Linked DNA regions of Homo sapiens: region 1 is linked to region 2. Evidence: read pairs that join two places in POLR2A ChIA-PET (ENCODE). Cell type or tissue: CD4-positive, alpha-beta T cell. All regions are shown on one strand. Links, peaks and the distances in the headings refer to the core of each region. The heading gives the core; the rest is flanking DNA. Region 1 has its middle 20 kb from the start of KCNG3. Region 2 has its middle 36 kb from the start of EML4.

Region 1 (2,911 bases), core at 298-2,797, 380 kb before region 2:
GGCACAACAGAGCGAGACTCTGTCTCAAAAAATTAAAATAAAATAAGATAAAATAAAATAAAATAAAATAAACACAGGCATACATATCCAAAGAAAAATATAAAAGTTTAGGCCGGTCATAGTGGGTCACGCCTGTAATCCCAGCGCTTTGGGAGGTCAAGGCAGGACAATCGCTTGAGGCTAGGAGTTTGATACAAGCCTGGGCAACACAGTGGCAACCTCATCTCTATAAAAAATAAAAACAAATTAACCAGGCATGGTGGTGCATGCCTGTAGTCCCAGCTACTCTGGAGGCTGAGGCGGGAGGATCATTTGATCCCATAAGTATGAGGATGCAGTGATTTAAAATTGCACTGCTGTACTCCAGCCTGGACAACAGTGAGACCCTGTCTCAAAAAAAAAAAAAAAAAAAAAAAAAGGGGCTGGGCGCTCATGCCTGTAATCCCAGCACTTTGGGAGGAGCCCGAGGTGGGCAGATCGCTTGAGGTCAAGAGTTTGAGAGCAGCTTGGCCAACATGGTGAAACCCCATCTGTATTAAAAATACAAAAATTAGCTGGATGTGGTGGTGGGCGCCTGTAATCCCAGCCACTCAGGAGGCTGAGGCAGGATAATTGCTTGAATCCTGGAGGTGGAGGTTGTAGTGAGCCTCAAGACAGTGCCCCTGCACTCCAGCCTGGGTGATGAAGTGAGACTCTATCTCAAAACAAACAAACAAAAAACCACATACACACAAAAAGAAAGAAAAATATTTTAAAAGCATATGTATTTTTTACAAGCATCATATAAATAGTGAGCTAACAAAGCACAATTTTCTTCTCCTTAGATAACTCTTATTTGACCAGTTTTCATATTGCAGACTTGGGATTCTTTTCTCGTTGTTTTTTTTTGAGACGGAGTCTCATTCCGTCGCCCAGCTTGGAGTGCAGTGGCGCGATCTCGACTCACTCCAACTTCTGCCTCCCAGGTTCAAGTGATTCTCCTGCCTCAGCCTCCCAAGTAGGTGGGACCACAGGCACGCACCAGCATGCTCAGCTAATTTTACATTTTTAGTAAAGATGGGGTTTCACTATGTTGGCCAGGCTGGTCTTGAACTCCTGACCTCAGGTGATCCATTCACCTTGGCCTCCCAGAGTGCTAGGATTACAGGCATGAGCCACCGTGCCTGGCCTAGACTTGGGATTCTTTGAGCTCTCATGTCTGTCTCAATTTGAGGTAGTGGAGGGAGGCCAGCATTGCTGGATTTCATGGGAGTCTGAAATCCTTCCAGGGCTTTCCTAGGTGTAAGCCCGTTTGCCCCTCAGGCCAGCCTGGGAGGCGTGGCAGTCCTGCACTTCCCTGTCCCTTTAAGTTCTCCCTCATTCCCGGCTCACTGAGTCCAGCACTCTGGGCTTCAGGACAAGTGGGTCTAGTTTTCCAAATGTCCCTCCTGGTGTTTGTCTCTCTCTGTCCTGGAAGTTCTACCCTTTTCTCTGTCCTATGTGGCTGGCCAAATACTACTTCTGAGGGTCTTGATAAGCCTGGTTATACCATTCCATGGAGCTGGGTCTCTCGCTAGGTTTAGATGTGGCCTCACTATTGGCCAGGAGGCTTTAACACGGAGTCTGTTCCTTCTTCACTTGGAGTCTATCCCTTTTCCTGGGTGAAGTCATTGCCCTTTCTTCCCAGCACCTCCTAGTGGTCCTCTCTGGAAGTGTTTTGTTTTGTTTAAGTTCCAAGGATATTTGTCAAACTGAAAAGACTGACCTACCCACCCCAGTGATTGCTGAATCCTTTCTCAGTCCCAACCTGAACAGGGACCAGTATCCCAAGTAATGCTCATTTCATTCCCCTCACACTCCCTCCAACCACAATAGGTTTTGCAGAATAAATCACTATAGTTTAATATCCAAAAAGTAACTTAAACATGTAACAAAGGGCTTGCCAACACAAAGATGAAATGGGGTTTCCCCTGCATGGGTAACCAGAAACACTAGCCTCTCGTATGCCCAGTTGGTTATTTAGCAAGTTAGCAAGTAAAGGCAGAGTGAACATTTTTATAGGGGATGCCATGGGGACTGATTTAAATTAAGTGGCAAAATTATCTGTAGACCTTGCATTTTCACAGTCTGGGAGAATTGATGGATGGTTTGATTGGTGCCATTAAAATTGGAGTTTTCTTAAGGGTCCTGTAAGTAGAGGATGTCTCAGAATGTTTATATAGAATATAAATGTCATTCTTGAGTTGGTGACTAGGGTGAAAGCACAAAGAACTATAAATTGAAAGTCTTAACTAATGCCGAGTCAATGGAAGTTATATACAATTTCTCCCTTTCCATAAGTATCTGTTGTTACTGAGGTAGACCACTGGTACAGTGGTTGAGTGTTTTCTAATCCCTTGACATGGTCTAAATTAAATACACACTGTTATCTAGAGGAGAAAATGTCTTCTTGGCATCATCAAAGGAAACTTGGTAAGCTTATTTTCTTCTTTCTTTGGAGATTTACGCTGACATTTGTTCTAATTGTCCTTTCAGTTTCATCCCTCACAACAGAAGCTAGTGAAAGGGGATAAAAAGCTTCTCAGTGTCCTTTGCTATAAAGATTTTTGTTTGTGATTACTTTCCTCTGGAAAGGAAAAATCCTACTTGGAAGACATAGAGTACTAGCAAATGTTAAGCAGAGGGCAACACTCCTGCAGTCAGAGGAAGGTTCTCTTCTGGGGAGAGGACCTGCTGTTGCTTGGCCACATGGCAGCATGGAGTTACAGCACTGGAAGTGGAATCCCGAAAAACTAGGAAAGCTCCAGTGGGCACTCATCTCTCATCATTTTTGGCTGAGCCATAGGCTCTTTTTTCAAACTCAGGCCTGAGACAGGCTTACACACCAACCTAAATGCATCTTCTCCAAATCCCTTTCAAAAACTGCCAGTCA
Region 2 (2,911 bases), core at 243-2,742:
CTCACTATGTTGCCCAGGCTGGTCTTGAATTCCTAGGCTCAAGCGGTCCTCCTGCCTTGGCCTCCCAAAGTTCTGGGATTATAGGCATGAGCCACTGCACCTAGCCGGTAAATACTTTTAATCGGAATAAGAAATTCTTCTTAATATGTAGGCTAGTTATCCCATCCAGATAATATTTTGCCTTAAGTGGTTAAAGTACACATCACTTCTTAGACCCTTCTGAATGGTGGTGGGAGGACAGATAAGAACCATTGTTAGGGCTTTTGGCTGATGGCCTACAACCCCAAGATCCCAATGACTTCTAACTTTGGCTGCACAATGGGAGCTTTTCTTTTTTCTTTTCGTTTCTTTTCTTTTTTTTTTTCGGAGACGGAGTCTCGCTCTGTCGCCTAGGCTGGAGTGCAATGGCGCAATCTCAGCTCACTGCAACTTCTGCCTCCCAGGTTCAAGCGATTCTCCTGGCTCAGCCTCCCAAGTAGCTGGGACTACAGGCGCGTGCTGCCATGCCCGGCTATTTTTTTGCATTTTAGTAGAGATGGGGTTTCACGGTGTTGCCCAGGCTGGTCACGAACTCCTGAGATCAGGCAATCCGCCCGCCACAGCCTCCCAAAGTGCTAGGATTACAGGCATGAGCCACCGCGCCTGGCCACAATAGGAGCTTTAAGCAGTACTAATGCCTGGTCCTACCCTCAGGACTCTGAATTAATCTGGGGCAGAGCCTGGGACTGGGGAATTTTTTTTAACCACAGCCCCTTCCCAGGGTGGTGCTAACATGCAGCCAAGATTAGAATCACTGCTATCCTTCCTGAGAAAAGAGAGAGAAAGGAGAGACGTGGAAGAGAGGGAATGAGAAAGCAGGAGACCAGATTTCAGGTGCTCTGCTTGGCAGTGGTAATCGAGGGGATTTGGAAGAATCAAGAGGCAAACGCATTCCAACCAAGCAGGGAAGGAGCGGTTCAAAAAAGTAATATACTCCGAATGTGTTCCATTTCAAGCAAAACAGATGTAAAAGAGTACTTCTGAAGAACCCAGAGAGTGCTTCATTTTGTGCCAGATGGCGTCCTTAGAGATGCCCCAGTTTCCCAAAAAGAGTCCCCCAGGGAGAGTCCCATTTTTCTTGATTACCCCGTGATTCTAACCAATACCAGCAGCACGTTCAGAGCCCAGGCTGCTCACACGCATGGCCTTGCTGGTGTTGGCTGAGGAGCAAGCTTCTGATGTCACCATGGGCACCTCAGCAAAAGAGGCTGCCCTCTCGCTCCGTGTAGCCTGTGAGCCCGGGATGTCCCAGTGCCATTAGCACATGCCTCCCTCCCCACTGACAAGTAGGTCAGCACAGACGCAGCTCCAGCCGCCACTGAGAGCTGCTTGCTGCTGGCAGGAAGCTGCTTCTGCAGAATTAAAAACCATCAGAGTTGATCAAAGGAAGTGCAAGGTAGGCTGGCGGGCGGGCCAGATCCTAATCTCTGCTCGCTGGCCTCACACATCACTGCACATGAGTCACCCCGCTGAGCTCAGCGGACATGCTGTTTGGATTAGGCTTTTACAGGCGAGCTTTGCCAAACTTGCCTTTGCTGTCTTGCTGCACAGAGCAGCTGAGAGGCAAGGCGGGAACGTGGGGATGTGGGTTAGATGTGGCTGTCCAGGTGTCAAAAGGAGGTGGTCAGCTCCCCAGGCATGCGTGATTGTGTCTTCAGGGGGTGGCTGTTAGTCCTAGTGCCCCCAGCCCATCTTCCGTGCTTAGCTCAATGAACCCTATTAGGAATAACAGAGCCCGCAGCAGGCCCACACCTCCTTCCTCTCTTGCCAGCTCTCCAATTAAGATGTACTATTACAGGACATGCATCTTGCCTTCACTCAACCATTTGCCTCTCAACCAGAAGGAATTCCTTTTCTCAAAAGCAAGCAACACTTCACCACTCAGGCATCTTGCCTCAAAAAAAGTGGAGTCCAGTGAAAAAGGGATGGAAGTCAGAAAAATAAAAATTCCTAAATGAAGAGCCAACCCATAAAAGCAGGGCTTCCCCTAGTGCCTAGTTGGCGTGACATCACCATGAATTACTCAATGAAAATGGTGTCAGAGTGGCAGCTAGATTATTTGGGGAAAGTTTCCTCAAGAAACAGAACTCCACAGGAAATAAGAAGGGGTAGGAAACTCCAGCCCTGCACTTAGGTCTTTTGGTGCTTCCTCTAGAGGGGCTGATTTTCCTGAGCAGACGGCAAGGTGAGATTCTCTTCCAAGCAGGGTCTTGGTGCTCAGGAGCCGGAGTAGATAGAACTCAGTGGTTTGTTTTGCTTCCTTCTCTGGAAGCAATGGTAGGAACAGGATCAAAATCCTCTGTTTCAGATACTGCCAAGTTTTGCTTCTGTGCGTGGTAACTTGGGAAGAAGCAGCCCCCACTATTTTGTAAGCCAAAGATTCTTGGCTTGTAGCCTCTCCCGGGATTCTCTTTAGAGTATTTTAGACTTTCATGTAGTAAAGGCATCTAAATGGAGGTGGCAGTCCTTGACGCTTTGCAAATAAATGTTGCCACCAGTCCCTACACCAGTTTCGACCATAAATCCCAAATTTCTGCATTTACCATTGCTCAATTCGATGTGATTTTTAAAGTTTGTTGTTGTCGTTCATGGCTTTTCAGGTTTCTACTTATCTATCCATAATTCTCACAGTGGTCAAATTTTGGTCATGAACCTGTCTTTTTTTCCTCCATTCCTCCTTCAGCATTTTCACTTTAAAATGGAAACAGAGATGGAAGGTGCCACCCTGGATAGGCTTCTAACTGGAAAAGCATTCTACAGCAGAATGGCAGGGTGGTTAGGGTCTGGCTGTCAGGCAAACCTGTGTTTGAGTCCTGGCTCTGCCACTAAATAGTAGTGTCATCTTGGAGTAATTTTCTTAGCTCTTCACAGC

What was found. Peaks named below come from ENCODE experiments on the same cell type or tissue, not always from the same donor. Only the 100,000 strongest peaks of a DNase experiment are listed, where the experiment ranks them.
Region 1: POLR2A ChIA-PET joins it to region 2 with 7 read pairs; 2 of 35 experiments call an interaction of 5 or more read pairs at or near these places.

The regions. Positions count from the first base shown.
Region 1 is chr2:42,512,190-42,515,100 of GRCh38, reverse strand. It overlaps a transcript of MTA3 not described here. Among named protein-coding and RNA genes, the nearest start is that of KCNG3, 20 kb to the right of the region's middle. In CD4-positive, alpha-beta T cell, for the core only: a CTCF peak has its summit at 1,667 (motif pointing left); a DNase peak (open chromatin) is centred at 1,670.
Region 2 is chr2:42,131,729-42,134,639 of GRCh38, reverse strand. No RefSeq gene overlaps it. Among named protein-coding and RNA genes, the nearest start is that of EML4, 36 kb to the left of the region's middle. RefSeq lists enhancers at 1-959, 960-1,933. In CD4-positive, alpha-beta T cell, for the core only: no CTCF peak of the experiment used is centred there; DNase peaks (open chromatin) are centred at 739, 1,339 and 2,069; H3K4me3 peaks cover 1,155 bases; H3K27ac peaks cover 2,256 bases.